Regions from separate parts of the Homo sapiens genome. Here region 1 is linked to region 2. A link is an interaction called in ENCODE POLR2A ChIA-PET data of the cell type or tissue named here. Cell type or tissue: A673. All regions are shown on one strand. Links, peaks and the distances in the headings refer to the core of each region. The heading gives the core; the rest is flanking DNA. Region 1 overlaps DISC1 (DISC1 scaffold protein). Region 2 holds the start of DISC2 (disrupted in schizophrenia 2).

What was found. Peaks named below come from ENCODE experiments on the same cell type or tissue, not always from the same donor. Only the 100,000 strongest peaks of a DNase experiment are listed, where the experiment ranks them.
Region 1: POLR2A ChIA-PET joins it to region 2 with 9 read pairs; 3 of 35 experiments call an interaction of 5 or more read pairs at or near these places.

Annotation. Positions count from the first base shown.
Region 1 is chr1:231,933,127-231,949,115 of GRCh38, forward strand. All of the region lies in intron 9 of DISC1 (DISC1 scaffold protein), which reads left to right. The region is part of intron 12 of TSNAX-DISC1 (TSNAX-DISC1 readthrough (NMD candidate)); the gene reads left to right. DISC1-IT1 (DISC1 intronic transcript 1) reads left to right here. Exons shown (of 4, transcript NR_126441.1): 2 at 7,802-7,924; 3 at 10,623-10,833; 4 at 11,797-12,079. Among named protein-coding and RNA genes, the nearest start is that of DISC1-IT1, 15 kb to the left of the region's middle. In A673, for the core only: no CTCF peak of the experiment used is centred there; DNase peaks (open chromatin) are centred at 7,775 and 8,805.
Region 2 is chr1:231,805,685-231,821,673 of GRCh38, forward strand. DISC1 (DISC1 scaffold protein) reads left to right here. Exons shown (of 13, transcript NM_018662.3): 9 at 12,645-12,833. It overlaps TSNAX-DISC1 (TSNAX-DISC1 readthrough (NMD candidate)), which reads left to right. Exons shown (of 16, transcript NR_028393.1): 12 at 12,645-12,833. DISC2 (disrupted in schizophrenia 2) reads right to left here and starts at 12,833. Exons shown (of 1, transcript NR_002227.2): 1 at 8,942-12,833. It overlaps LOC105373170 (a long non-coding RNA gene), which reads right to left. Exons shown (of 4, transcript XR_949268.4): 3 at 34-8,607. In A673, for the core only: no CTCF peak of the experiment used is centred there; no DNase peak of the experiment used is centred there.

The DNA.
Region 1 (15,989 bases), core at 6,179-11,178, 130 kb after region 2:
TAGACACTCTGTGAGGGAAGTAATAGTATTGTCCCAATTTTCAGAGGAGGAAATGAGGTGTAGAGATGCTAGTTATCTTACCCAAGCTCAGTTGACTGTGCTGGTAAGTTGTGAAGTTAACCTAGGTTAGCCTGAGTTCACAGGCTATGCTAGATTAACTTCAGCTAGCCTTGCTTTTAACCACCTACACTGACAGCCTTTCAATTGTAAGAGGAGCTTTGGGTTTTTGCTTTGAAAGTAGAAACAAGTATCTAGTGATAATAATATGCCTAATAATTATCCTGCACAAAATAAATAATCCAGCCACTTATCACCACCTCTAAGGCACCTTCTCATCCTGTCGTTTTAAGGTTTTGTTCTTTTGGTTCTGTCCCCAGCCAGGTTTTCTTTTCCCTCCACATGCCTGGTGTGGTGTGAGTAAAGCATCTGCCATTTTGATTATGGCACACTTGCTACCTCTTCTTAAAACATTCGTTCTCATCCCTAGTATTGTGACATTCTATCATATCTCTGATTTTTAAAAGGACATTGGTGAATTTCCAGAAAAAAAATTTTCCAACCTCCTTTTAACCTGGCATCTTTTAAAATTAAATATGTCTCTCCAAACATATTGGTGGGGAAGAGTTGGTGTCATGAGTTAAGTAGGGGTATAATTACAACCCGAAAGTTTGGGGGCAAAATGGAGCAGTTCCCTCATTGGTCAGAGTTCTGTCATTGGCCCAGCCTCCTGTCCTCCACAAATCTGAGTCAGGGTGAGACACCAAGAGCCTCCCTTGAGACCGGCACTACTTGGAAACATGACTGGCTATTTCTGCTGCAGGATTCCTGGTCCGGGCTCCAGCAAAATTATTGTTGTGAACATAGGCCTTGAAGAGGAGGCTGAAGCCGAGAAGCCAATATTCACTCACCTTTTCAACCTTCGACAAGGCTGAAATTTCTCCCATGATATCACTGGAAGGAAGGGCAGAGGGAGTCAACAATGAAGAAAGTGGGAAGAGGGAGGGAGAATCCAGGCAGGAAAAGGGGGGTGACCGTGCAGCAATAGCTGTGAGGGCTTCCCAGCAGCGTTAGACACACCCTTTGCTTCAGGGTCGCCATCTCTGTCTGCATCTCCTTCCTCTCCTTTTGACCCAGCGTCCACTTCTACTTTGGTTAGTTAAATATTGAAATAAACTCCTTTACAATGTGTGGAAGTCTCAGCTCCTCAGCATTGTATCTTATGGGAATAGTTACTCTTCAGCCTCCGTGTGTATCCAGGGCGTGGAGGCCATGCTGTGGGGACTGTGTGTTAATGTCCTTGTAGCTCAAGAACAGCTGCTCTTAAATGGTCCGTGCTGCGGTTTAGTGGACACAACATAGCACAGATAAGTGAAGAAACAAGTCATTTTTAAGTGACGCAAATCACAGTAGAAATATGCAACTTATGGAAGTGAAATCCTTTTAGTATTAATTTTTCTTAAATAGCAATCCTTTGTAGTTGTAAGATATGTAACGTATATATTGTTACCTAGTTGGATGAAAAACAGCTAAATCAATGATTGTTAGGTTTCTTAGGTGAATGATCTGTTTAATAAAATTATTGGAAATGCATATTCTTTATTTTGATCAGGTGGACAAATTGTTCCATTTCATAGTTACACCCTGACTTCCATTTCTGAAGAGATAACCCAAAGGTTACTGGTGGTGATGGAGGGCATCCCAGTCCTCCCCTCATTTGAGGGGCAGAGCTTAATTCTGGATTGTGCTTCCTCCACTGGAGTTGATTTAGAGAGCGGTTTGGTGAAAACCGAAGAAAGGGTTTATCTCAGAGCCTCCTGCTCTTGTTTGAACACGCTGCAGGGATTAACTTGTGGTTGGGACTGAGCCAGAGAGATAAATGACATAGCCCTTGTGTGCTCACATTCAGAGGGAGCTCTTGCCAAATGGGACAACGAAGGATTGTGTTAAAGAGATTTCTGAACATCTTAATACAGCAGGATGATACAGTCTGCTCTCTGGACTTTCTGGGGAGCACTGAGCCAAGCCTCAGAGGACTGTGGCATGTCGTGAGTGTTTAATATGCAAGTGACATCTAACAGGGGAAAACAAGACATTTGGAAACACCATTGGGTGGGGTGGGTCCCCCGCATTTTTCAGCACGGATTTTTTCCAACAATCTCATATATACAAAGGAAGTAAATTCACAAAAGATTGGGTGTTGGGGGCGTGGGGCGTGGTGAGGAAGGAGGAAAGCACTAAATTTTATTAGAGTGCTTCTCAAAATTGAGAGACTGAAATTTCCAAAGCAGGAAAGATTACACTGAAAGTTGGGAATGTCTTACAAATGTACATATTGTCCTCTACGCGTGATATAAAATTGTTCAGCAATAGATATTTCAGGAAACGTAATCAGTGTAAACCCTTTGATGAGGAAAGCCATGCAAACATTTTTAAACAATTGCATCCTTATGTAATCCTGGTGTTAAGGGGTGGGCTTAAAAAGCCAATTCGGTGAGTAGAGGGACTCGTACCTTATACAGGGTTTGGCGTCTAAAGCTAACACCTAAGGCATAAATTAAGCACATTTACAATTGCCCTTGAAAATTCCTTAAGTTGCCCATAAAGTACACAAGGTTTTGTGTGTTTGGGTCTTTTCAGTAATATAAATGTGGACGTGCACAATGGACAACACTTAATAGAACACACATGCAAAATAGAATTTTCCAGAATTTTTATTGCACAAAACATTCACATAGAGTGCACCTGGTTGAACGTATGGAAGTTACATGCGCATGTGGTATGACTGCAGTTGTGGATAGACCTTTTTACTGCGTCCTCCTCTCTAGCACCTAAGTGGTTCCTGTATTCTTCCCAACGTAATTAAACTGCAGGAGGAAACTGGCCATTCCAGGTTTAGACAGCTGCCCCTTTGAAAGAGAGGAAAGTGTGTCCATGCTGGGGAGAGGCAGCTGCAGGAAACGTCCTGAGCTTGTGAAAGTCTGACCCCAGGAACCACCCTGAGCTGACCTCCCAACATTCTGGTTCCTACTCCTCAGGCTCAGACCCTGGTTGGTTCACGGCCCTGGGGTCATCTACACCTCTTTGGCCTTGACCTTGGACATTCGGCCCAGCCACCTTCCACTCCACTTTTTTTTCTCATAGATTCACCGTTTTCATCCTGCCCATATTCTCCCAGCATCCAGCCAATACCTAGTTTTCCCAGCATCTAGCCCCAGTTCCTAGTTCTGCTGCCCCTGCTCTAGGCTGGTCAGTTATATAGCGTTGCTTCCCTGCAGGTGAGGTGGCATGTGACAGGGTAGGGTAGGTCTGACACCCCTGCACTCTCTCTACCCACACCGTGAAAAATAGTGAGACAACAGCATTGCATTCTTCATTTTGAAAGAGGTTTGAATGTTTTTATTTGTGGAAGGTAGATGTCATGAAGAGTTGCATAATTAAACTAGTACAGAGGAAAAACTGGCAGAGAAGTGAGTTGCAGGGCTAGGTTTACATACAGGATGACAAACCTGTCTCTAAAGATCCCGGGAACTGTTGTCACATGGTGACAGCTTATGATGGTGGCTGAGGACACTGCTCTTTACCTTTGTGTCTCTTGTCTCGTCTCTGAATCTCAATACCTGTAATTAAGAAGGAGCCCATAGGAGTTTTATCCATCTTATTTTCAGATATTTAAGCAGAATAAATATATTTTCACAATCCTTTGAAACTCTCTTCCTTCTTAAACCTTAATGAGATTCCAAGGTAGCAACAAAGGCCTTTCTGATATTACCTGTACAATCAAAAACTGAGCTTGAACTTCCTATAATTTCTTCTTTTTGGTCAAAGGAGTCACCCTCCAACTGACATATTTATAACATGTCCCTGTGATAACGAGAAACTACTCACTTATCTCTGAGTCTCATGACAGAAAGAGTATCAGAAAAAAAGATACTACAATCCTTCAAACACACAGCAGTGTGAGACAAAAATTACACTCTAATCTGCAGTTGAACAGGTTCTGTCTTCCATTAAACCTGTATCCCCATTTTATTATATAGTTGAGCCAGTTATATATGACTCACTGGGAAAGTGCATTTTATGATCTTGTTAGAAGAAATGGTTTCTCTGGGATCCTTTTAAGCCAATAATTTTATACCTAGCTCCTCCTAAATATCTAGGACATTAACTTATTAGCCATTCCGGTGTCAAGCCTAATGCTTTTTAAATACTTAAAACAAATACCAGGAAACTGTGGGGGTTGGAGAATAGATTTTCCATAGGCATTTAGTGCTTTCAGAGATCAGGGGGATCGATCTCAGGGGATTTAGTAGGAAAAGACTTGATTCTCTGCTTCCTCTGCACACAGAGCTTTCATTTTATGCAACAGGAGGGACAGCATGCATGTGGGATAAAGCCAGGCTGATTATTTCAAAACCAGGCTCACATCTATTTGACTGACAAGGTCCTGGCCCCCGGCCAGGGTTACAGCACCGGAACATGGTCTCTTCTCTGCGGCTCTGCTGGCTGGGCCTGTGTGGAGGCGGGTGGATGGGGGGATGTCCAGGCTGCAGCTGACAGGGCACTTGGAGATCTCAGAAGGCAGTGGAGGCTTGGGGACTGAAGGGGACCCGGCTTCGATGGGGTGGGGAAGCACAGCAGCTTGGTAGGAAATGACCTGAAAGAGGGATTCCTAAACATGCATGTATGTTTGCGTGTGTGCATGAAAGCAGCTGTAGATCACAACTAATCTTTTTTTTTTTTAATTGCAAATCCCACTCAATTCTTCAAGCTTTCTTGGCAGCATCTGATCCAGTTGATGGCTTTGGAAACACTTCATTCTTCATTGGCTTCTATAGACATCTCCTCCCGGGGGTTCTTGGCTTCCCTGACCACTCCATCTCTGTTCTCTTTACTGGTCCTTCCTTCTCATCCGTCATTTTAAGGTTTTGTTCTTTTGGTTCTGTCCCCAGCTGGGTTTTCTTTTCCCTCCACATGCCTGATGTGGTAGGCAGAATAATGACCCTCCCAAGGATGTCCATGCCCTTATCCCCAGAACCCGGTGAAGATGGATGTTACAAGGCTAAAGGGATTTTGCAGAAGTGAGGAAGGTTATGGATCCCAAGGTGGGGAGAGCATCCTGGTTTATCCAGATGGGCCCAATCTAATCACATGAGCCCGTACAAGTGGAAGACTTTCTCAGGCTGGGCACAGGAGGAGCCATGAGGCAGAGGGAGTGACAGTGAGGTTTGAAGTGTGAGAAGTGCTGGATGACATGCCACTGCAGGCTTTGGAGGTGAAGGGGGGCCCATGAGGCAGGGCAAGTGGGCAGCCTCTGAAGCTGACAGCACACAAGAAGAGGAGGACCTCAGCCTAGGGCCACAGGAAACTGGATTCTGCCAACAACCTGACCAAGTTCAGAAATGTCTTGAATCCCAGAGCCTCCAGAAGAGAACATAGCCCTGCGTTCACCATGGTTTCAACCTGTGAGACTGAGCAGAGAGCCAGCCGAGTCCTTCTGTGTTGGACCTCTGACCTACAGAACCATGAAACCAATCATTCGTGTTGTTTTAATCTGCTAAATGTGTGGCAATGCAGTACCACAGCGATAAAACCAATCCACCCACCACCAATGGTCTTATGATTCTAATAGCTTCAATTAATCCTATAAACTGACAGCCGGTCCCTATTCCCCATTCTGCTGAATCCCAAAGCCTCACGACTTTCTTCTGTTAGGCAACTCTGCTTGGCTGTGTTAAAAACACATCTAACCCTACATGTTAGAAACTCTGCCAGCTGACAAAACCAGAAACCTTGAGTCAGTCTGGATTCTTTCCTCTCTGTTTTATTCATTGTGTAATCTCAACTCCATCAGGTCTTGGTTGAAATGTCAGCATCTCAAATGGGTCGCCTCCGACCACCCAATTTAAGATGACAGCCCCCCTCCTACACGTAATCGTCCTTTATGCTTATCAGCATCAGTGTATTGTATGTTTACTTACCACTTTGCTTATTATTAGCTGTCTTCCCTCTTGGAATGTCAGCACATATGTGTTTTATTGTATTAATTCTATTTAATAAGTAGTAATAGAGTGGTTTCCAAGTGTCAGGAACTGCTCTAAGCATTTTTACAAATATCCACTTATTTAATGCTGTTTTTTCACCGTCATAGCTCTAGCTGTTAGAATAGTGCCTGGCATGTAGTAGTTGCTCAATAAGTAGTTGTTGAGCGAATAAATGAATAAATGAATGACTCCAGCCTAACACGAAGTCCTGTCAATTCTATTTCCTAAATACCTTTCCTAACAACCCACCTTTCTCCATCTGTAATGAACTAAGAAAGTGGCCGTATCATTCTCCTTTGTAGGGCCCTTGAATGGCTTCCCTTTGTTTGTGGGAGAAAATCCACACTCCTGCAGGGATTCACACACGTTTCTTGTCATGCCCTCAGTTTTCTGCCTCCATCTTTATTTCTCAAAACTCCCCTCTCATCCTCTCTTGCCTTCCTTACATGCTAATCTTCAATCAGCCCGGACATTCAGTTTCCCTAATATGTCCCATCCTCCCTCTTCTTCCAAGCCCCTGAGTATGAGCTCCTTACCATTGGCATTCCTTCCTACTACCTGCCCTGTTCTCTGCTTATTCTATTTTTTTTTTTGAGATGGAGTCTTGCTCTGTCACCTAGGCTGGAGTGCAGTGGCGCGATCTCAGCTCACCGCAACCTCCGCCTCCCAGGTTCAAGCAATTCTCCTGCCTCAGCCTCCCAAGTAGCTGGAATCACAGGCACGTGCCACTGTGCCTGGCTAATTTTTGTATTTTTAGTAGAGATGGGGTTTCACCATGTTGGCCAGGCTGGTCTCAAACTCATGACCTCAGGTGATCCACCCACTTCAGCCTTCCAATGTGCTGGGATTACAGGTATGGGCCACCATGCCTGGGTTTCTCCGCTTATTCTTAATATTTTAACTCAGCTGTTTCCCTCCTCCATGACAGGACACCTCCCTCACCTCCACCTCCACTGAGAAAGTGCCTTTCCTGGTGCTCACTGCTATTCTATCTTGTCCTCTGTCCTTCCCCTCTCTCTGTGTGTGGTAAAGACTGCTTTCCCTGTGCAATTCTCTCACCAGTTTGCACGGTTCTTGAGGCCATGAGCTGGAGAGTACGATCCACTTGGGCATCAAGTGCACCAGCTGGCACCTAGCAGGGACTCAGCACATACCTGCCGAGTGAGTGAATTGGTTTCCCATGGCTTGGTGAGCCCCGGCCAGGCACTCTCCCGAGCCAAGGGGGACACTTGTTCTGCCAGTGTTGATTTGCAGGCGCAATTATATGTGTAAATGCATTTTCACTGTTCTGCCTTAGGACCCAATTTTTGAAAATTAGATTTTAAATGTCGTATTCTCCTCACTTACATCTTATGCTTCCCGACATTCAGCACATAATTTAAAATGAAAGGCATAGAAAATTGGACTCATTTAGTTTACTCCACTTGAAATCCATGTGAGTCTATTTTTAAATTCTCCTAGACCCTGTGCTCTTTTAGGGTGTATTTGAGAGGAAGGAAGGGGGTGGGGGAGAAAGGAAAGAAGACACTCATTGTAAGCTGTTAGAGATGCTGCGTGTTATTGCACTTTGTTTTAATACATGCAGTTTTCACATTAGCATTACCCCAAATACAATTTCTAAAGCCAAAGACTGAAATTGAGACTCTGCCTTCAACATTTGCTGCTCCATGACGTTCTTGATTGCAATGAGAGGCTGGCTGTGGCCAGCTTGCGGGTGCATCACAGCAGGGAGCTTTAACATTCTTTCCTCTGCTTTCCAGCTGACATGTTCCTCCGGCTCTGCCACACCCATCAGATGGCAGGTGGGGAGCAGATTAAGACATGGGCATTCGCAGGGTGCACAGAACGCTGGCTTACAAACACCTCCTCTCATAGGCATGCAGGTGAACAGATGGGTGGGTGGGAGGTTCCCCTTCACCCACAGTCCTGAATCTGAGTTCTTGGGTTAGGATTTGGTATGGCAGCCTTCACATTGCACAGATATCCCTACATTGGGCTGCTCTGCATGCCTGCAATGAGAGTTTTTGGGCTTCTTGCAGGCAGGAGGTGCTGAGTATTCACACCAAAGCTTGGACATATAAGACACCAGTGACCCCTATTCTGCTAATTCATAACACTCAGCCGGCTCCCACATTCCCACTGCCTGTGCCCATCCCCGAGAGGCTTTCCTACCTTCCTTTTTCTGCTTTATAAAGCAACAGTGAGATTCCAGGAGCAAGGCCAGCAAAGCGAGGTAGGAGAGCTCATAGATAATCCAACAAACGTGTATGGAGAGCCCACCATGGGGTGCTCTCCCCATGAAACTTCAATTTTTTTTTTTTTTTTAGATGGAGTCTTGCTCTGTCACCAGGCTGGAGTGCAGTGGCGCAATCTCAGCTCACTGCAACCTCTGCCTCCTGGGTTCAAGCGATTCTCCTGCCTCAGCCTCCCGAGTAGCTGGGACTACAGGTGCACGCCACCATGCCCAGCTAATTTTTGTATTTTTAGTAGAGATGGGGTTTCACCATGTTGGCCAGGATGGTCTCGATCTCTTGACCTCGTGATCTGCCTGCCTCAGCCTCCCAAAGTGCTGGGATTACAGGCGTGAGCCACCGCGCCTGGTCTGAAACTCGAATTCTAATGGGAAAGACAAAAATAAAAAACAAAAAATATATAATTGTTAAAAGGACTGCAGAGGCACCAGTAAAGGATCAGAGAGCAAATTATCAGGGTGGCAGCCAGCCAAGAACTGTAGGGGAAAGTGCCCTCAAAGGCGGGAACATTTAAGACAAGGCTTAAAGGATAAGCAAGCTGCCCCCACAGGGAGGGAGCAGAGCGTGCCAGACAGAGGATGGGGAAAGAGCTCCTGCAGTGGAGATGAGAAAACCAGACGTGTGATCTGGGGGCCGGGGGACGAGGTAACCAGGGGATGAGGGAAAGAGGGAAAAAACAAGCAAGGCTGACCATGCCCCACCTGAAGGTTTTGGGAAGGATTTGGATTTTATTCAAGATCCAGGGAAAGCCAGTGCAGGTATCAAGCAGGTTTTTCTGGGATCTACTTCCAGGAAGAAGGACAAGTATAAAAAGGTGCAGGGGAGGTGTAGGCTCCTCCCCTAAGAGGGAACCTGCTGGGTGGCCCTGTAGAAGACAGCAGTCATAGTTTCCATCAGAGCTGTGCATTCAACCTTCTCTATTTCCCAGCTGTGCTGCATGGAAACAGAAAATGGCATGGCCAGGCCAGGGGCAGTGGCTCCCGCCTGTAATCCCAGCACTTTGGGAGGCCAAGGCGGGCAGATTTACTTGAGGTCAAGAGTTTGAGACCACCGTGGCTAATATGGTGAAACCCCGTCTCTACTAAAAATACAAAAATTAGCCTGGCGTGGTGTCACATGCCTGTAGTCCCAGCTACTCAGAAGGCCCATGCAGGAGAATTGCTTGGACCTGGGAGGCAGAGGTTGCAGCGAGCCGAGATTGCACCACTGCACTCCAGCCTGGGCAACAGAGTGAGACTGTCTCAAAAATAAAATAAAGTAAAATAAATAAAAAAGAAAAAAAAGAAAACGCCATGGCCAGAGGCGCCACATTTTAGCTTCAGGAAACTGTGTTGAATACTCTGAGTTGTACCAGCAGGGACACTCCCAGCCGCCCATAGGTCCTTGTGCTGAGCACCGGGCATTGCCTCCTTCCTGCTTCTACCAGGAAAATTGCTGTCTGGGAGCCTTATAACACAGACTGCTGGGGTTTGTGGGAGATCAAGGATTATGTTCCCTGTGGACTAGTTTGAAAAGGTTGAAATTCAGCCCCTTCATAATGTCATGCTCGTAGCTAAGAAGGCTTGCCTTTTTCTCTTCCTTTGTCCATTTTAGAATTAACTGTGGATATCGGTAAAAGCAGCCTCACCACTAATACATGTGGGGCTGGGGCCGTGATACAGCCCAAGGCCCCTATACTATATATCTGCATATTTTCAGAGATAAATCAGTCTAGTAAATGGCTAAATATAGCATGTTCTATTGTCCTACCTTGATGCTTTAAAATGTATTATTCAGGCATGATGAGGCCAACAGATCAGGAGACAGCTGCCATTGAAAAGAGTTTGTTACTCACAGTTCCCAAGGGCTGGGACATGCCATGCTATGCCAGGCCACATGGCGATGCACCAGCATTGGTGAGGAGGTAGAGAGAGTGAGGGGGAAGATGTGGGCAAGAGTATTGCGGTTTCTGTGAGAAGGAATGGGAAAGGCAAGACAACCAGGCTTGGGATTAGCTAGTTTGAATAACTTCCGTGGACTCTGGAGTATAGGGGGTGTCCCTAGTTATCTGATGCCAGGGGCAAAGGATAGTAGCCCAGCATGTGAGACCCTAGTACAGGAGGTGGTTGGGGGTGTGGGTTCTGGATTTCTTGGTTATCCTAGCAAGGGTGTGCTCACAGGTTAGTTGTTTACTCTTTCTAGGAATGACCCTGGGAGGAGCAGTCCCTCTAGAGTCAGCAAGGCCCCAAGATGTCAAAGCATCATAAAATACTGAAAATGAAAAAGAACATGATTGTTGACGAAGAACATGACTTGACAATATGACTTTTTTTTTTTTTTTTTGAGACAGGGTCTCGCTGTGTCACAGAAGCTGGAATGCAGTGATGCAATCTTGGCTCACTGCAACCTCCACGTCCTGGGTTCAAGCTATTCTCCTACCTCAGCTTCCTGAGTAGCTGGGACTATGGACATGTGCCACTACAGCTGGATAATTTTTGTATTTTTAGTAGAGATGGGGTTTCAGCATGTTGACCAGGCTGGTGTTGAACTCCTGACCTCAGGTAATCCACCTGCTTCGGCCTCCCAAAGTCCTGGGATTATAGGCATGAACCACCACACCCAGCCACAAATATGACTTCTTAATGATTAATGATTAGGAGACCAGGTATGAGTTTAGAATGCTTGAATTCCTTGGACTCTATATCAGAAAGCAGAGGTGCCAGAGCACTGGTCCACTGAACCCAGCCTCCAGCTCTATTTTTCTGCACATCTCTGTTTTCCCTCACCATGACTGTCTTGCAGATTTGTGCACAGACACTCCAGCATGTGTGTCTGAGTTTTGTCTACCTGCTCTGTGGTGGGGGCTTGGATGCACTGCCCAGATCCTTCTTCTGGAAGGAAGGGTCAGGTTTCTGCAGCTACTCCCAGCTGTCAGCCTTTCAGGTTTGTGGGGGCTAAAGAAAATGGCCTTGTCCAAAGTTGCATCTGGATCTGGTATCCAATCAATGCAGAGGCATAAAAGCCTTGTCCCTTGTGCTAACTCGGAAGAAGGGCTCCTTGGCTTCAGAGCTCCCTGTGGGTTGGCTGGGGCATTTGTCAGATATGCTTTGCAGCTCCGTGCAATCCTGCCTCTTCTCTGCACTTTCACAGGTGGTAAGCAGAAGAGACTCCCTAATAAGCATCCAGGGTGTTAAACTCTACCTCAGGGTCAGCTTCCTGGGGAAGCCCACCCACCACAGTCCCTTTCCACTCACTTTCCTTCCACATACCCTTAACGCAGCAAGCCCCCTGCACCCTCAGGCCTAGGAAAGCACAGACTGGCCATACTGTGCACACTCAGAAGCCTAAGCTGGCAAAGAGGCTTGCTTGAGTTTAAGAAGCGGAAGTTACAATCCTAATCTCTGATAAAATAGACTTTAAACCAACAAAGATCAAAAGAGACAAAGAAGGGCATTACATAATGGTAAAGGGATCAATGCAGCAAGAAGAGCTAACTCTCCTAAATATATCTGCACCCAATACAGGAGCACCCAGATTCAAAAAGCAAGTTCTTAGAGACCTACAAAGCGGCTTAGACTCCCACACAATAATAGTGGGAGATTTTAACACCCCACTGTCAATATTAGAAAGATCAACGAGACAGAAAATTAACAAGGATATTCAGGACTTGAACTCAGCTCTGGACTAAGCGGACCTAATAGACATCTACAGAGCTCTCCACCCCATCACAAACTTAATCCATCACATAAATACCAAATACATTCTTCTCAGCACCTCATCACACTTATTCTAAAATTGACCACATAATTGGAAGTTAAACACTCCTCAGCAAATGCAAAAGAATGGAAATCATAACAAATAGTCTCTCAGACCACAGTGCAATCAAATTAGAACTCAAGATTAAGGAACTCACTCAAAACCTCACAACTACATGGAAACTGAACAGCCTGCTCCTGAATGACTCCTGGGTACATAATGAAATGAAGGCAGAAATAAAGATGTTCTTTGAAACCAATGAGAACAAAGACACAACAAAGCAGAATCTCTGGGACACATTTAAAACAGTGTGTAGAGGGAAATTTATAGCACTAAATGTCCACAGGAGAAAGCAGGAGAGATCTAAAATTGACACCCTAGCATCAAAATTAAAAGAACTAGAGAAGCAAGAGGAAACAAATTCAAAATCTAGCCGAAGACAAGAAATAACTAAGATGAGAGCAGAACTGAAGGAGATAGAGACAAGAAAAACCTTTCAAAAAATCAATGAATCCAGGAGCTGGTTTTTTGAAAAGATCAACAAGACAGATAGACCACTAGCCAGACTAATAAAGAAGAATAGAGAGAAGAATCAAAGAGACGCAATAAAAAATGATAAAGGGGATATCACCACCTATCCCACAGAAATACAAACTACCATCAGAGAATACTATAAACACCTCTATGCAAATGAACTAGAAAATCTGGAAGAAATGGATAAATTCTTGGACACGTATACCCTCCCGTCTAAACCAGGAAGGAGTGGAATCCCTGAATAAACTAATAACAAGTTATGAAATTGAGGCAGCAATTAATAGCCTACCAACCAAAAAAAGTCCAGGACCAGATGGATTCACAGCCGAATTCTACCAGAGGTACAAAGAGGAGCTGGTACCATTCCTTCTGAAATGATTCCAAACAAGAGAAAAAGAGGGAATCCTCCCTAACTCATTTTATGAGGCCAGCATCATCCTGATACCAAAACCTGGCAGAGACACCACAAAAAAAGAAAATTTCAGGCCAATATTTCTGATGAACATAGATGTGAAAATCCTCAATAAAATACTGGCAAACCGAATCCAGCAGCACATCAAAAAGCTTATCCACCACAATCAAGTCAGCTTCATCCCTGGGTTGCAAGGCTGTTTCAACATATGCAAATCAATAAACATAATCCATCACATAATCAGAACCAATGACAAAAAACACATTATTATCTCAATAGGTGCAGAAAAGGCCTTCGACAAAATTCAACACCCCTTCATGCTAAAAACTCTCAATAAACTAGGTATCGATGGAATGTATCTCAAAATAATAAGAGCTTTTTATGACAAACCCACAGCCAATATTATACTGAATGGGCAAAAACTGAAAGCATTCCCTTTGAAAACCAACACAAGACAAGGATGCCCTCTCTCACCACTCCTATTCAACATAGTATTGGAAGTTCTGGCCAGGGCAATCAGGCAAGAGAAAGAAATAAAATGTATTCAAGTAGGAAGAGAGGAAGTCAAATTGTCTCTGTTTGCAGATGACATGATTGTATATTAAAAAAACTCCGTAGTCTGAGCCCAAAATCTTCTTAAGCTGAAAAGCAACTTCAGCAAAGTTGCTGTTATCAATGTGCAAAAATCACAAGCATTCCCATACACCAATAACAGACAAACAGAGACCCAAATCCTGAATGAACTCCCTTTCATAATTGCTACAAAGAGAATAAAATACCTAGGAATACAACTTACAAGGGTTGTGAAGGACCTCTTCAAGGAAAACTACAAACCACTGCTCAAGGAAATAAGAGAGGACCAAACAAATGGAAAAACATTCCATGCTCATGGATAGGAAGAAGCAATATCATCAAAGTCACCATACTGCCCAAAGTAATTTATAGATTCAATGCTATCCCCATCAAGCTACCACTGACTTTCTTCACAGAATTGGAAAAAACTATTTTAAAGTTCATACAGAACCAAAGAAAGAGCCCACATAGCCAAGACAATCCTGGGCAAGAAGAATGAAGCTGGAAGCATCACGCTACTTGACTTCAAACTATACTACAAGCTTACAGTAACCAAAACAGCATGGTACTGGTACCAAAACAGATATATAGACCAATGGAGCAGAACAGGGGCCTCAGAAATAACACCACCCATCTACAACCATCTGATCTTTGACAAACCTGACACAAACAAGCAATGGGGAAAAGATTCCCTATTTAACAAATGGTGTTGGGAAAACTAACCAGCCATATTCAGAAAACTGAAACTGGACCCCTTCCTTACACCTTGTACAGAAATCAACTCAAGATGGATCAGAGACTTAAACGTAAGACCTAGGACCATAAAAATCCTAGAAGAAAACCTGGGCAATACCATTCAGGACATAGGCGTGGGCAAAGACTTCATGTCTAAAACACCAAAAGCAATGGCAACAAAAGCCAAAATTGACAAATGGGATCTAATTAAACTAAAGAGCTTCTGCACAGCAAAAGAAATTATCATCAGCATGAACAGGCAACCTACAGAATGGGGGAAAATTTTTGCAATCTATCCATCTGACAAAGGGCTAATATTCAGAATCTACAAAGAACTTAAACAAATTTACCAGTAAAAAACAAATAGCCCCATCAAAAAGTGGGCAAAGGATATGAACAGACACTTCTCAAAAGAAGACATTTATGTAACAAACAGACGTATAAAAAAATGCTCATCATCACTGGTCACTAGAAAAATGCAAATCAAAACCACAATGAGATACCATCTCATGCCAGTTAGAATTGCGATCATTAAAAAGTCAGGAAACAACAGATGCTGGAGAGGGAGTGGGGAAATAGGGATGCTTTTACACTGTTGGTGGGAGTGTAAATTAATTCAACCATTGTGGAAGACAGTGTAGCGATTCCTCAAGGATCTAGAACTAGAAATACCATTTGACCCAGCAATCCCATATACCCAAAGGATCATTGTACTATAATCATTCTATGATAAAGACACATGCACACTTATGTTTATTGTGGCACTATTCACAATAGCAAAGACTTGGAACCAACCCAAATGTCCATTAATAATAGACTGGATAAAGAAAATGTGGCACATATACACCATGGAATACTATGCAGCCATAAAAAAGGATAAGTTCATGTCCTTTGCAGGGAGATGGATGAAGCTCGAAACCACCATTCTCCGCAAACTATCACAAGAACAGAAAACCAAACACCACATGTTCTCACTCATAAGTGGGAGCTGAATAATGGGAACACATGGACATAGGGAGGGGAACATCACACACCGGGGCCTGTCGGGTGGTGGGGGGCTCGGGAAGGGATAGCTTTTGGAGAAATATCTGATGTAGGTGACCGGTTGTTGGGTGCAGCAAAACACCGTGGCACGTGTATATCTATGTAACAAAACTGCATGTTCTGCACATGTACCCTAGAACTTAAAGTATAATTAAAAAAAAAAGAAGTGCTCCCAGGGACATTTGGGCAGGAAATTCCCGTGTTCTGGGTACCAAGAACACAAACCAGAATTGAAGGGGCAAATCTTTTGGCCATGTGACTGCCTCACCATGCAGAGGGGCATTCTGGAGGAATCTGGAAGTGAGGGTTCTCTATCATGATGCCCAGGGCAGGGGCCCCTCTTGGGCAGGTCCAAGGGCTATTCTAGATTGAAGCAGATATTCAATCATTTGTATTTTTCCTGTGTTAATTTTTTTTTTTTTTTTTTTTTTTTTGAGACAGAGTCTCAACTCTGTTGCCCAGGCTGGAGTGCAGTGGTGCGATCTCGGCTCACTGCAACCTCCGCCTCCTGGGTTCAAGCGATTCTCCTGCCTCAGCCTTCTGAGTAGCTGGCATTACAGGTGCGTGCCACCACGCCCAGCTAATTTTTGTATTTTTAGTAGAGACGGGGTTTCACCATGTTAGCCATGATGGTCTCGATCTTCTGACCTCGTGTTCCACCTG
Region 2 (15,989 bases), core at 6,477-11,476:
ATTAATGAGAAACTGCCCCTATGATCCAATCACCTTCCACCGGGCCCCACCTCCAGCACTGAGGATTACATTGCAACATGAGACTTGGATGGGGACACAGATCCAAACCATATCACTAGTGAAGGAAAGTACAGCCCTGAGCTCTATGCATACTGACGTAGAGGAAGAAACTCACCAGGGCAGAGAGATTTCTCAGTTTTTGAGTGCAGGGGCCATACAGTTAGTAGAGAGAAACTTGGGCTTTGGAATCTGAGAAGTGTGTGTTCAAGTGCAGCTTTATCATGACTTGGCTGGATGATCTTGGGCAAGTTGTTTAACCTTTTCAGGTCTTGTTTCTTCATCTGTAAAATGGAGCTAATAATAATATTGCCCATCACATTAGGTTGTTGTAAGAATTAAGTGAGGTAGTAAATTAGAATAATGTGGTACATCAGTATATTAATACATGAGATAATAAATATATGAACGTGACGTGGCTTTCCACAGAGTGAATACATGCTTAGCTAGTGATTGTTAGCCATGCATCTGAGTTGGGGGAGACCCAGCCAGTGGGTGACTCTCTGATCAGGTGTCACTCAGTGCTACAGGTTCCCGGCCAGTGTACCTGTAGTAAAAGGGCAGCGGTGGCATCCATACCTCTTAATCCAAGGCAGCTTTGGCCTCAGTGCCTGTGCAGTCTCCTGACTGGCCAACTAGGCTGGGCCACTTGTCAATGGGGTGGATTCGTTTTTTTGTTTGGTTTTCAGCTCCGAGTTCAAAAGCCTGGGAGACCTGCTGGCTTCTCTCCCAGAGCTGGGCCACATATTGTTAACCTGGGCCCTGGAGGTCTGATCAGTGTCCTGGCTGGATCCAGTGCAGTAAGAGAAGCCAAGGAGAAGACAGTCTTCCAAGGCCTGAAGCAGGTCTGACCTAACTGCCCAATGTAGGAGGTTTGCCCTGGGACAAACTGAGGTCCTGCAGGGTTCGAGGGTGAAAGGCCTCTTCTCCCAGGAGGCAGCCCCAGACCCACCTTGCTGAACTGGCTGCCTGGAAAGGAAGTGAGAGCGAAGATCTCAAAAAAGAGCAGCTCTTTAACCTCTGTGCTGCTCTCACTGAACGCTCCCGCCCTCTGCCCAGGACTTGATGGCTTTGGCCCTGGCCCTGGGGCAGAGCGAAGGGAAAGCGTCAGTGCCCTCTAGGGCCGAGAGTGTGGCACTACAGCAAGTGTGTGGTGGGTGCGGCTGACTTGTGCTCTGTGGCTACTACCCATCCCCATCAGAAACCTGGGCCTGTTTCCTTCTCTGGAATGGTGCTGGGACTTTCCAAACCACGGACCTGTAGTGATGAGAGTTGGTGTCTTGAGTCCGCGTCCACCGTCTGCATGCCATGCCTGCCTTCCCACTGCTGGGGGCCCTCAACCCTCCTCCAGTTCCCGTGTCTAAGACTTAGCAACAAGCATCCTTCCTGTGTGTTGGACTGCGGGTCTGCACCATTGTGAGACACGGTCCTATATTGGGCCCTACCTCTATCGGTGCTCGTTGACCTGACTGGTATCACAGTCCTCATCTGGAACGGGGCCAGCCAAGCTCTGGCCACTCCCTTGTCCTGGGACGAAGGCTCAGCCCCTGAGGCCCGGCGAGTAGTCAAGGCTGGCTCTCTGATGCCTGGCTGCTCTGATGCTGGCATCCTGCATGCACTTCCAGCTCCAGCCTTGTCCTGCTCAAATTACCCCTCATTATTGATCTGGTCCATCTGTTGAGTCACCCTCCAATTTTTTTCTTCCACTTTGTTTAATGCCTGGCACTCAAAAGACAGCCAGTAGAAGTATTTGTTTTTCAAAAAATGGACCCTCATTCATTGGTTGCTGATCCCTAGAATCTGTTGTTTTCATACCTCCTTCACTTGTTAAGATTTTCATCTCCTGCCCTGACTTCAGTGGGTACGTCTGGTTTTAAGCCCCGGTCCTCCTTCTCATAGGATCCATCCTCTGTCAGGTGATTGGAGCTGGCTGATGTTCCAGCTTCTGGATGCTGGAAGCCAGCAGCAGCAGCTGCCTGGGTGACAGCCTCACTGTGTGTTGGCAGGCTTCTCACTCACCTTTTTTAATCAATTGGACCTGAAAATCTTGAAGCTAAACAAACACAGCCCTGCTATTTTGGCACAAGATGAAGGCCAGTTTTAAGTGGTCTATAAAAGCTGTGAAAAAAACTTTTAAAAGAGAATTATATCCAGGGCACCCAAGCTGCTTCCAGATGCCAGAGGCAGCCCTGCATTTAATAATATGCTTGCTGGAATCCCTTTAAAATGGTAGATGTTGGCCATCTTTTTCTTTTTTCTTTGCATTCCCAATGGAAGGACTTCCAATGTATGGCCCTGGTATTATTCCCTGTATGTTTTAGAGAAGCTCTAAATTCCTGTAGCCGTCAAACTTGGGTTTTTCACTCAGACTGCATGTTAGGATCATCTGGGGAAATTTAAAAATACTGGTACCCAGGCAGCACCAAATTCCTTCGGTCAGAATCTCTAGGGATTTTTCCTGAATATAGGAACCTTCATAAACAGTTTCCAGGTGGTTTTAATGTCCTGTGAGGGCTGGAACCACCGTACCAGTGAGAGGAGAGCTGGCCTGCCCTGCTCACTGCTGGCAGATGGACTCTTGAGTCACATCTTTGCACACCCAGAAGCTCCAGGCCCACCGTGTACCATGGCTAAGTAGCTGCAACTGCAACCTGGCCTTGGCCTGGAAGCACATCTTGTAGGATCACTGATGTTACTCTCCCCTGGCCTTCCCCTTGTCCTGGAAGATGTGCCTAAGGCTGAGAGACTTCATTGTTTAATTCATCTAGCTGTCTGTTCTGAGAGCCCCCAGCTAAACTGAGGTTCCAGTCCCAGAACAGCTAGCAAACCGCCCTAAGGGGAAATGAAGGGGAGATGGACATGGTATTTACTGCGTGCCTTTCATAGGATGCTGCTTTTACCTGGTAGATGGCCCAATGCCTAGTTGTCTGACCTGTGACCAGGGGCTCCTCGCCTGGGAAACTTGTTTATATGTCTTTGTGGCTCTTGCCTTTCCTGTGTTCAGTTTATGCCCCCCTGCCCATTGCTCTGGCGCTGGGAGCCAAACCTTGTGCTCTCTTGGGCATCCCAGGTAAAACCTGGCCTGGGGCATCCCCTGGTCTTCAGATGGAAGGTGCAAAGGCAATATACACCACAGTAGGAAACAAATTCAAAAAGTGTAATTTACGGATCCTGGGCAGGGAGGGCACAGAGAGTCGGGAGGGCAGTCCTTTGTCCCTGGGCCACTCCAGATAGGAATGAAGCATCATGCAGAGAGAGAGAAACAAGGCACATGGCAACTGGCAGTGTGTATAGGGAGTAGGGTCTGGGCCACTGTAAGTTTTCAGGCAAATGTGTGAATGGCCTGTTTAAAGGAAGCAATGGGGAAGCAGGGAGCCCAGTCTGCTAGTCAGGGGAGATGTCTCTCAGTTTTTATCTCTCGCCACTGGCTTGAGCCATTGGGTGTGGTTTCCTTCTAATGCCTGGGCAGCTGTGTCATTCCCGTTACAGTCACCACATGATTCTAATTGCCTTAGAATTTATAGGAACCAGTTGGCAGCCCAACAAGTGGGCTCCTCTGGCCAGTGAGGGAGCCTGGTGAGGGAATCTTCCCAGGACAGGCAGAGACATCTGCCTGGTTCTTAGATTGGCCATCTTTGGTCTCACCTCAGTTTGGATATATTTTTTTTTTATCTCACCTGCCCCCTTGTTATCTGCTTCCAAGAAGCAAACAGCTCAAATAATTATTTATTTTAAAATAACATAAGAGGATGTCTCTGATACTCCAAAAGCCTTTTTTTTTTGAAAAAAAAAAAAAAAGGATGGTTCTATCCAATTTGGCATTTCATTTATAGAGAATAAAAACTATCTATACCCAAAATGTATTCATTGCACACAATTGTATTTTAATGGCAGCTGGAAATCTTCTCTCCTAACTGATGCTTTTGGGGAAAATAAGAACATTTGGACAATAAACTAGATTTTCTAGATAAACACAAAATGGGTGAATTTCACACATCCAATAATGAAAGTAGTTTTTTCCTTAAATTAGAAACAAGGATTTAAATTTCCGTCTTCTTCTGAATGAATATTTGGCACCCAACCAAGAAATATATATCATTTTAAATTTTCTTGAGGAAATATCCTTTTCTTGCATAATTAATTTAAAGGAAATTAAATTGACCATGTCAATTGTCAAACAAGGAAAAGTAAGAATTTTGCTTATTTGTTATTAATTTTATTTACAATAGTATTTAAAGGTAACTTTGTAAAATAACCCCTAATGATATAATCTAAAATAAAATAGATTGTATTTAAATCACTTTTTTATTATATACCACGAAAAACTACTGAATGATTAAAACATTCTTAAGTGGGTTCTTAACATTGTATGGAACTGGAAAGAGCAGTTCAGATCACAGAGGCATGGGCACTGTGTTCTAAGTGGTCACTGCACTGATTCAGAACAGCAGGGGCTGGCTCTGTACTGGGTGGGTGGGTGCTCAAGGCCAGACCTACACAGTGCTCCTGTGTCTGCAGCTGCAGGGAAGCAGGAGAAACAGTGACGATGGTCCAGGAGAGGCCACCTGACATATGGCAGAAAAACAAAATTCAGGGTACAGACAGTGGCTGGGAGCATCAACTCAATCGCTTTCTTTCTTTACTATTTTCCCTCTTTCTAAAAAAGTCTGTGATTTAGATCAGTGGCTGCAGGAGGGAGACAAGAGACCCAGTAAAGATGTTTTCAAAGATGATGCCTATCTGGTGTGAAAAGAAATGAAGACCTACCCAAAGAGAATAAGCACAAGCTATTATGCAGAGCTTGCTACAGCAAGGGAGTCAGACACCATCATTTGCAATTTGGCAGAGACTCAAAGGTGGGCAGACGAGTGGGAGAGCTTTATAGTGGAAAAAGGCGAAGGCTTCAGGTGTGCCCTGATTGGAGGTTATCAATGCGGGGAAGCTGGAGGCGGCTCACTAGAAGCGAACATCCTGTGTGCTTGGTCAGGGGACCATATTTGGCTTTCTCTGGTGGGTCCTAAGTTGGAATCGGGGACAAAAATTAGGGAAGCCATCAGTTATTAATCCAGTCCTGAACATTTTGAGTCAATTGTTACAGAAGTTATTATTTAGCTTCCTGGATAGTTACTAGAGAGCAATTTGGCTTCCAGCAGGTCTGATTTAGAGCAGGCCAGCTTCCGGGGTTGCTTTTTGTGGGTAAGGGTATTGTTTTCTGGGAAAGTTGCTGCACCTTGTGGATCAGAGTTCCATCTTTTGCTATGGCCTGGCTGTTGTCCGATTGTATATTTAGTCAGTCACCAGGCACCACATTTTCTCAAGCTGTTGGAAAGTTCTGTGTGTCCAGTGTTATCTTCCCCTTGTATTCTATGAAATATATGGCTGTCTGAAATGTTTGATGTGCAAAGCCAGCCATGGGGCTCTGCTCACAGCAAATGCTTTTGGCTATCTCAGGAAGTCATGGTGACTGGAAGAAATGCACAACCCTGACAGAAAATGGCAAATTCTAGCTGAAGGGACCTCCAGGGAGAAGGGGGTTGGGGAGGGGAGCAGTTGGCTGGGGCTTCTTGGCCGCCTCCATTGCCCTTTGGTTCAGCCAGCCCAGGCTCACAGCAGATATCCTTGACCTCGCCAAGGGAAGGCTCTGAAAGACAAAGGTAGATCTTGATCTTGCTTAACTGTGCACTTGAGCTTGCAGTTCCTTGAAAGATCTGGTGTCACGCAAGACAAATTATACAGCAGTCTACTATTTCTGGAGTTTGATCATTCTCAGCACTGGCTTTATTTCTTTTTTTCCACTAAAGAAGTATAGTTCAAATGTGGATAGGTGAAAGTAGATAATCTTAGGAGGATCGTTACAAACTGAAATGTCCATGAGTTCAGGAAAGTGCCATGTGTGTGAGGGGTACCCCAGGTGAGAGGCCTGAGGATTGGGCAGGTGAAAGGGACCATGTGGGCACAGGATTCATCCCCCTCACCATGTGCTTTCTCACTTTAGTGATGATTTCTACCCAGGTGTTGACTAAGTCACTTATTGACATGAGATCAGAAGAAACAAGTTCAAGTTCAGCAATCTCGCATGGGATCTTAGAACTCTGAAACTCTGTGACCTTCACAAGGTTACCTCTGGGTCTAGATTTTTTAACTGGAAATCAAGGACAATCATTAAGAGACTCCCCTTCCTGGATTGTTGGGAAGATTAAATGATACAATCCAAGTAATGAGAGCATTGTAGTCTCTAAAATTGGATTCTCAAATAATGACCTCAGGTGAAGGAAGAACTGTTCAAAATGCCCCAGGTGCTATGAAGTACAGAGGGCAGGTATTTTTTTTAAGGGATGGGGTCTTGCTCTGTTGCTCAGGCTACAGTGCAGTGGTATGATCATGACTCACTGCCACCTCAAGCTCCTGGGCTCAAGTGATCTTCTCACCTCAGCCTCCCAAGTAGCTAGGACTAAAGGTGCATACCACCATGCCTGGCTAATTTTTTAATTTTTTTGTAGAGATGGGGGTCTTGCTATGTTGCCCAGGCTGGTCTCCAACTCCTCAAGCAACCTTCCCATCTTGGCTTGCCAAAGTGCTGGGCTTACAGGTATGAGCCACCACACCTGGCTGATATTTGAATTCAGAGATGCTGAGGATAAGTAATGTTGGAACAGAGTGGGTAAAGTCAGCTTCAGCATAAATTGTGTTTATTTAATTTAAACACAATTTAAATTTTGTGTTTTGGCTATCTCAGGAAGTCATGGTGACTGGAAGAAATGCACAACCCTGACAGAAAATGGCAAATTCTAGCTGAATTTTAAATTGTGTTATTTGCGGAATAAAATATGTGGACAAGTGCTTTAAAAAACCTATGAGAATACCCAGGTTTCATTCCCTTGTTGAAGAGCAGGCGGGCACAGGCATATTGGGATGCCATAGGTGGCATATTCTTCTCCACACACATCCTCCTTGGCATTTAGAAAGGGCCTGTGAAAGTTATGAAGATTCAGGTCACAGATCTCTGATGGGACTTTCTTCAGGTATCAGCATTGACTTTCCAAATTTTCATCACTGAGCTCCTGACCAATTTCAGCAGTCAGAGAGGTCTGCATCAAGCAAGGTCTTGGTCTAAGCCTCATGGGATTAGATCTGAGGTCAAAATGCCTATAAAGTATTGATCAAGGGCATTGTAGCATTTTCTCATGGCTTGGGTCTTGATATGAATGGTCTCTTTGGGAATTCACACTCACTCTGCTCTTTTAAAATGTTCACTTTTATCACTGTGCATTTTCCCAAGCCTTATCCCTCAGGATCAAAGAAAGGGCCTAGGCTTTAATTAATGATCTCTCCTATGTTTTACCAAGGGCACTGGTCTCTCGAGCTTGCAGTGGGTTGCAAGGGATTAGAGGGTGTATTTGCAGCAAAACTTCTGTACCGGCACTCGCTCTGTATATATAGTCTCTTCCAATCTGCTTTTAGAGATCTTTTCTTTCTGACTGTTTGCAGGAGGACATGGCACGCTGTGGCATATTCTGCCTGATGTCTCTGGAGGCATAGTTGGTGCCCATCCCACTTTTTATTAACTCTCTTGGTTGAAAACACAGCCCAGAAGACATGTTGGGACTTCATAAGCACAGCCTAAGGAGGAACATTGGAAGGTACAACATTGTACATGTGGCCACCCTGCCCCAACGCAGTCACACCTCTGTGCTGGTCCTCCTGCGAGCTCCCCAGAGCATGGGGTCCCTTGAGGTTCTTTGTGGCATGCGGTAGGGGGCTCGATCCTCAGCTTCCTTGACTTGGCCATTGTTCAGGATGGAAATTACCGATCCGGGAAAAGTTTTATTTGAGGTTACTGTTTACAGCTTGAAGCTCATGGAAGTGCAGTCTGCTCTCCTGTGGACTTTGTGGGTTTTTCCTAAATGGGTCCAACCCATCAGCTTGGCATTTGGGGCACTATTGTTTTGAAGCAACTTCCTTGTGAGTTTAGTCTCACCTCCTACCCCTTGCCCATTGCTCTCTAACCTGGGTTCCTGTTTCTTCTTTTGGGACTCTTATATTCTTCCCTCCTGAAATCTGCCTCAGTCTCTCCTTCTGGAATAATCTCTCTTCTCCTCTGACCTCTCCTAGTATTTGTTTTTTCTTTGGAAGGCACCTTATCCCCTTTATTTTATGGTAACTTCCTGGAGAGCAGGAGCAGTACTTGTTCTCTTTTGTGCTTGTCATGTTGCTTAAAACACATGAGTGTTTTAAGCAGTGAGAGACAAACACATGAGTCTCAATAGGGTCTTTATCCAATCATGGCATTGGAAACTATGGACTTCAGTGACAGATGTTATGTGCTAGGTTTCAGAATGCCTTTAAGGTGGGAAAACATTTTGTATCATTTTCAACATTTGTATCAGTTTGAAATCTGCCTGCTAAGTAACAATAAAAAAGTTAGCAACATAATTTATGTTTAAAAGGAAGTGTTCTGGGGTGATGTTCGAGTTGGAAACTTGCCCTATGCTTTACTGCATTGTGATCTTCAGCAAGATATTTTAGTTCTCCAGATTTCCGCTTTCCCAGCTGTAAAAGGAGACAACAATATGAATTTCAGTGAACATAAAAAGCACCCATTATTTTATACATTGCAAAGAAAGAAAAATTGCTGTCAATTAAGCAGTAACAGTGCTTTCTATGGTTTAGAATTTTTATCTTATACTTAACTGATATAGCTCTTTTAGATGTATTTAGGCTTTTGAAAAATCACATATCACTCATTAAAAAGGAAAATAAATTGGTTAAGGTTTTCCTTGGCATCTTCTTCTTCATTCTGAGTCTTCCGAAACACATTTGGACTCAATGTTGTCGAGGTTTGTGTTTCCCCACACGTCATCATCCTGTGAACCATTGAAGTTGATGGGAGGCAACTTTTTCTCCCCCAAGAATAAAGAGTTTTCTGTAGGATTGTCTGCCAAACTGCTAACACCTTTCTTCAAGTTTTGAATGCTGGTGCTTTCCCAGTCTTACAAATCCACATCAACACAAGATTTTCAGGCAACAGCCAGTACGCAGATGGTCCTAAAATAGTTTGTACATTGAAACACCAGGGGGTTGCAGATGGTCAGCCAGGCCAGGGAAAATAATCCAGTTATAACCACTGCATCCTGACCACTTCCTGGCTGATGGTGATTGTAGGACACATCCCTGTTTCAGAGATGTTAAAATGTAAAATAATAATAATAATAATAATAATAATAATAATAATAATAATATAAGATATAACCTGTTTCCTAAAGTTGTGATGACATTTAAAGGTGAGAAAGTTTGTAGCTATTATTGTGATTATGGTTACTATAAATTCTGAGAAAACACAGTGGGGTTTTCTAATTAACACTAACTAATTTATGGGACACTCATTAATGTTATATATTTATTTATTGTTCAATGTTCATGCTTAAAAATTTCTTAATTTTTCCTCTTTTTAATTGAGGTATGGTTTATATTCAGTGGAATGCACAGGTCTTAAGTGTTTACAGTTCTTGAATTTTGACACCTGTGTTACGAACAGCCCTACCAAGAGATAGAACAGTCTCATCACTCAAGAAACAACACCCTATCTTGTCCCAGTCATCATCGTCCCTCCTCTGTTCTGATATCTTCTACCATGGATTAATTTTGGCTGTTCTAGAACTTAATGGAATCATGTGGCACTACTCTTTTGCATCTTTTCTAAAGACATGTACATGTTGGCTGGGCGCGGTGGCTCACGCCTGTAATCCCAGCACTTTGGAAGGCTGAGGTGGGTGGATCACGAGGTCAGGAGTTTGAGAACAGTCTGGCCAACATGGTGAAACCCCGGCTCTACTAAAAAATACAAAAATTAACTGGGCGTGGTGGTGGGCACTTGTAATCCTAGCTACTTGGGAGGCTGAGGCAGGAGAATAGTTTCAAACTGGAAGGTGGAGGTTGCAGTGAGCTGAGATCGTACCACTGCACTCCAGCCTGGGCAACAAGAACAAAACTCTGTCTCAAAAAAAAAAAAAAGAAAGAAAGAAAAAGACACATACATGTTGCTGCATGTATGACGAGTTTGTTTCTTTTTATTGCTGAGTAGTCTTTCATTGCATAGCTATAGTATTATTTTTGCATCTTCCTGCTGATGGATATTTAGGTTGCTTCCAGTATGGGGCTGGCTCTCAGGCATAAGACACTGTGACCATTTATTTGAGTGCAAATATTTTTGATGACATGTTTTCATTTCTTTTGTGTAAATGCCTGGAAGTAGAATTGTTGGATTAAAGGGTAGGTATACATTGAACTTTATGAGAAACTGGCAGAACTTTTCTTGAAGGGACCATTTTACATGCGTGAGAGTTCCAGTTGCTCCATACCCTTGTGAATGTTGACATTTTTAGTTGAGTTAATTTGAAACATTTGAGTGGGCTTGTAGTGGAATATTTATGGTTTTAATTTTTCTTTTCTTAATGATTAATGATGTCAAATGTTTTTTCATATGCTTATTAGCCATTTGTGCGTCTACTTTGTAAAATGCCTGTTAAGTCATTTGACCATTTTTCAATGGCACCATTTGTGTTTTAATTGTCAAGTTGTAGTATTCAATTCCTTGTCAGTTAAACATAATGCAATGATTTTCTCCAAGTCTGTGACTTGTCGTCTCATTTTTTAGTTGTGTCTTTTGATGAGAAGTTTTTAATTTTGATAAAGCCCATTTATCCTTTTTAAAATAGTGTTTTCTGTATCTTATCTGAAGTTCTTGCCTACTCCAAAGTCAATCAAATATTCATTTTTTTTTTGTAGAAGCTTTATAGTTTTAACTTTTACATGTAGGCCTGTGATCCACCTTTAATTAAATTTTTGTGTGGTTTGAGGTATGAATCAAGGTTAATATTTTTTCCATGTAGATAGCTAGTTGTTCCAGCACCATTTATTGAAAATACTTTCTTTTCCTCATTGACTTGCTTTGGCACTTTGGTTGGCTGTATATGTGTTAATCCACTCCTGGACTGTTTATTCTATTCCATCGATCTGTTTGTCTATGTATATTCAATGCCATATTACCTTGATTTATAGTGGCTTTAGCATTAGTCTTGAAACCAAGACTCACTTTTTAAGGATTGCTTTGGTCATCCTCCTCCTCCTCTTCCTTCTTCTTCTTTCTTCCTATTCTTCTTCATTCTTCTTCGTCTTCTCCTTCCTTCCCTCCCTCCCTCTTTCACCTCCTCCTCCTCCTTCTTCTTCTTTCTCCCTCTCCTTCTTTGAGGTGGGGACTTGCTATGTTGCCCAGACAAGAGTGTAGTGCCTGTTCAAAAGTGCAATCATAGTGCACTACAGCCTCAAACTCATGGGCTCATTCTTCTAGATTTTATTTGTTTAGATATGAAGTCTCACTCTGTTGCTCAAGCTGGAGTGCAGTGGCAGGATCTCAGCTCGCTGCAACCTACACCTCCTGGGTTTAAGTGATTCTCCTGCCTCAGCCTCTTGAGTAGCTGGGATTACAGGTGCTTACCACTGTGCCAGATTAATTTTTATATTTTTAGTAGAGATAGGGTTTCGCCATGTTGGCCAGGCTGGTCTTGAACACCTGACCTCAAGGGACCCACCACCTCGGCCTCCCAAAATGCTGGGATTACAGGTGTGAGCCACCATGCCCAGCTCACTCTTAGACGTTTTAGAATAAGCACATAAATTTCTACAAAAGAACCTCATAACATTTTGATTGGAATTATATTAAATCAATGAATCAATGTGGGGAAAATTGAAATCTTACCAATATTGAACTTCCAGTGTATGTATACAGTGTATCTTTTAAATTATTTGTCTTTAATTTGTCTCAGCAGTTTTTGAAAAATAGTTTTCACTGTAGAGCTCTTGCACATATTTAAAGAAAGTATCCCTCAGTATTATGAGATTTAAAATATTTTGTAAATTGTATTTTTTAAAAAATCATCTTCTAGTTTTTTGTTATTTAGACATAAGATTGATGTTTGTACATTGACCTTGTATCCTGCAATCTTGCTACATTTAATTTATCATATATTTTTCTCAGTGCTTTACAGAATTTCTTGTTTATTCTTGTAACTACCTATGAGTCAGGTGTTATTGCAATTATATTTTATAAGAAATTTGCCCCAGATGTGCTAATTTTCTTGCTCCAGGTCACACAGTTTGAGTAACAGGGGAGGAATTTAATTTAGGTCAACTCTGATTATATGGCCCAGTCCCCTTCCACACTGCTATAATATGTCATCTCTTTGACATTTGTATATTATTGGAATGGAGTGACACATTGTGGTTTCTCTGGATTCCACTGGGACATTTTTGGGTCATCATACTTTACGGGAGATGGCTTCACCAATGGAACTCCTAAAATGGACATAACAAGAATAAGGTGATAAAAAAGACGGTGATTTTTCCAGTTTAAGGAGAGCAATATTTTTCCAGGTTCTTTCCCCAGAGGACTGCTAAGGAAATTGTACATAATCTCAAAGTGCAGTTTCTTTGCCCATGCTGTGAATGTACATTAGCTGCTGCTAGATCTTCCATGTGTGTGGATGCTGTAAAGCTTGTTTTCCCTTCTTCTCTCCCACAACGTGCTGTAGGAAACCATTTCTGGACGGCTAAAGACCTCACCGAGGAGATTAGATCATTAACATCAGAGAGAGAAGGGCTGGAGGGACTCCTCAGCAAGCTGTTGGTGTTGAGTTCCAGGAATGTCAAAAAGCTGGGAAGTGTTAAAGAAGATTACAACAGACTGAGAAGAGAAGTGGAGCACCAGGAGACTGCCTATGGTAGGTAGTGCACAACTGTTCCCCGGCAAGATATTGATGATATTTGTTGTGTTTTGTGGCCAGGCAGAATGTTCTGTGCCTTATGTGAACGTCACTGTGAAGAGCGTCATGGAGCACATGGCCCTTTTCCTTGGGGACATTTTTGGCAGGTGCCTTGGCAAACCGAATGGAATTACTTGTCAGCTTTTGTTTTCATATTCACATGTGACATCTTTTCTTTTTCTGTTCCCTGTCTCAACCTGTGTTTGCTAATAGCCTTGTTATTATTTAGAGCAGTCTCTCCCTTGGCAAGGTCTTGAGCATTTTCTTTGTGTGACAATTATCTTCCTTTTGTCCCTTGGCTCCGTCTCCTTGTCTGCACAATCATAGACTAAATCAGGCTGATCTGAGAAAATTGAGGGAAGACCATAAAGTGGCTCTTCTATGTGTGGACTTTTCTGAGAGCTTCTTTCCCCAGGAAGGATGATGTAGAAGATGTGAATGCCGCCTTAGCCAAAGTGTCTGCTTGTCAGAGGAGTTCAAGTGTTCCTGTGTTCTTTCCTTTTCCAGTCGTTAGGAGTAACTGAGCTTACTCTGAGATTTGCACCCAGAGGGATGGTCTCAGAAGACGCTGGTTCAGTGCAAATTGAGATGGTAAAAACTTATTTCTTAAAAAATGGTTCCTAAATAAATGTCATTTACTAAAACAAATGAAAGAAATATATATATGAATAAATGGCTATATTTTACAAAGTATGCTTATTTAAGAAGAAATAAGAAAAAACGGGGCTGATAGGAACCAGATTTGAAATAGGGCTTTTGTAAATACTCCGTAAATTGAAGTAAATGAAGAGTAGTATTTATAAGCTAGATTGAGAAATATAAAATCAGCTAGCTGAAGTTAAGTGCATCAATTTGGGATGAATAAATTTTCTTTTAAAATGTCTATCAATTTGTGTAGAGAGAGGTTTCTTCATAGAGATATTAGAATCAAAGAGTATGTTCAGTAGTTATTCTGTCTTCTTTGTAATGAATACCCTTAAGTTGGCTTAACAGCTCAGTACTTATCTTTTTTTCTTTTCATTCTTAAAGGTCAAGCCTTGTTTTTGCCGTATATGTAACTAGAGACAGTACGTTTGAGGCTAAATAACTGTAGTACTAGGGAATGACAACACGCTCACCCAAGACACCGCAGCCTGGTTTACTCTGTCATGATAGGAATGAGGATTGTACATTTGAAATAGGTTTCTGCTATTGATTTTTTAAATGTATAAACGATGGAAACTACGGAATTTCTCATGTTTTCACCACATAGTTTTTTGTCATAAAATGAAGAATATATTATATCCAAGAATGAAGAGGAAGTGAACAAATTTGAGCAAATTTAGTCCAGCAATATTTTCATTTGAATAGTTGAGCCCCTGAAAGCCATTAATATCTCTTTTTAAAAAAAGAACCATGCAGTATTTTTGAATCTCATCATCGTCACTTCACTAAGTATTTTCACAATGATGAATAAAACATAAACAAATGGAATGAGAGATTGTTACCATGGATGATTCTAAATTGCAGATGGCTCATTACTGTTGTGAAGCCTCTCTTTATGTTTTTACACTTGGATTTTGCTGGATCAGCCACCCTTTCCCTATACATTGATTTACACGTGCTTAATTTTTTTTAACCAATTTGAGGTGAGTTGGCTTTAGGTGAACCAAATTAATAATCTAGGGTTGAGAGTGTGGGAAACAAATAAATAATGAATTCCTGAATACATTGAAGCTTTTATTTATTAAAATGTGATAAAACTGGGGCAAAGTCCATATTCAGCTTTTTTTGTGTTTTGAGGGTTAAAAATTCAGAGGGAGCTCTGTGTTCAAGTTTAAATGTAGAGAAAGTACAAAGGAGAGTGTACTTATGCACATACACATATGCATGCATGTACCATGACTCTTTTTAGCCTTAGAGAATGAAACCATTTAAGAAATGAGCAATATGTAGTATTCTTAAAAAAAGATTTTGATTTCCAACAATAGTTGTGGAATGCAGCGTTCAGGGGAAAAAGGCAACTCATGGATGATCAAGCCACCCTGCTTGTCAGGAACCCAGACTCTTCTATCTTGTTCTTCTCTGCCCCACAACATGTGCCATTCAGTCCAACCTGGCTGACCCAGCCACATGCATGTCCAAGTCCAGTCAGAAAAAAAACAAAGAAGGAAGAGAGCTCATCTATCCCCTTTAAGTACGCTTTTAGAAATCTGCACACATCTCTGCTACGGCCACATCCCTGTGACCTTAACCTTGTTATATGGTAACAGCTACTTGCAAGAGGGGCTGGGAGCTGTCCTTACCCTGGGCAGCAATGTGCCCCACTAAAGTGATGAATTCTGTTTCCATAGCAAAAGGGGAGATTTGCAGTCTTAGGGAACAATTAGCAGTGTCTCTCGTACAGAGACCTTTTAATGATGTGAAGTGTATCTCTAATGATGCACCTGAGATGAATTTGCTGCATGCATCACTTAAAATATCATTGTATCTTGTGTCTCTGGCTAGATTGTGAGTCCACCGAGGTCAGAACATTGTTCTTAGGTTTCACTGTACTGCTTTGGTGTCCAGCATGATGTCTTTTAAAATAGTAAATATACTATACCATCAATATTTGTTCATTTACTGGGGCCAGATGTTAAAATGACACATGAATGAGTCCTCTCTTCCTGCATTTTAGATTGCAGATCTGGACCTTGAATCTTCTGCTTCTTTATTCATTTTCCAAATTAATGAGGGTAGTGATAAGTTTGTCTTTCTTGGAAGGTGCTTGAGTTGTCTGAGTTGGATATTCAGTTTGGAGTGTCAGTAATAGAACAATACGGTGATAGAAAAGGAACTGAAATATGCCAAGGTACTCAAGGGCAAAGGGAGACAGACCTCATCACCGAATCCATTGGCTTTTGTTGCCAAGACACAATCTCTATAAAGAGATGATAAAGAAGTGTGCTTTAACTCCTGTCAGCTGTTCTTGAGACTTCAGGATAACACATTTGAATTCGGAGCAATGTTAAGTGCAGTGAAATAGAAGGAAAAGCTAAATCTATCTTCCAAGCCTTGAATATTTATGGAAATTAACTATAAACATTTAATTATTGTGGATTCCAATGTGTGTGTTTATTTAAAGAAGGGTGG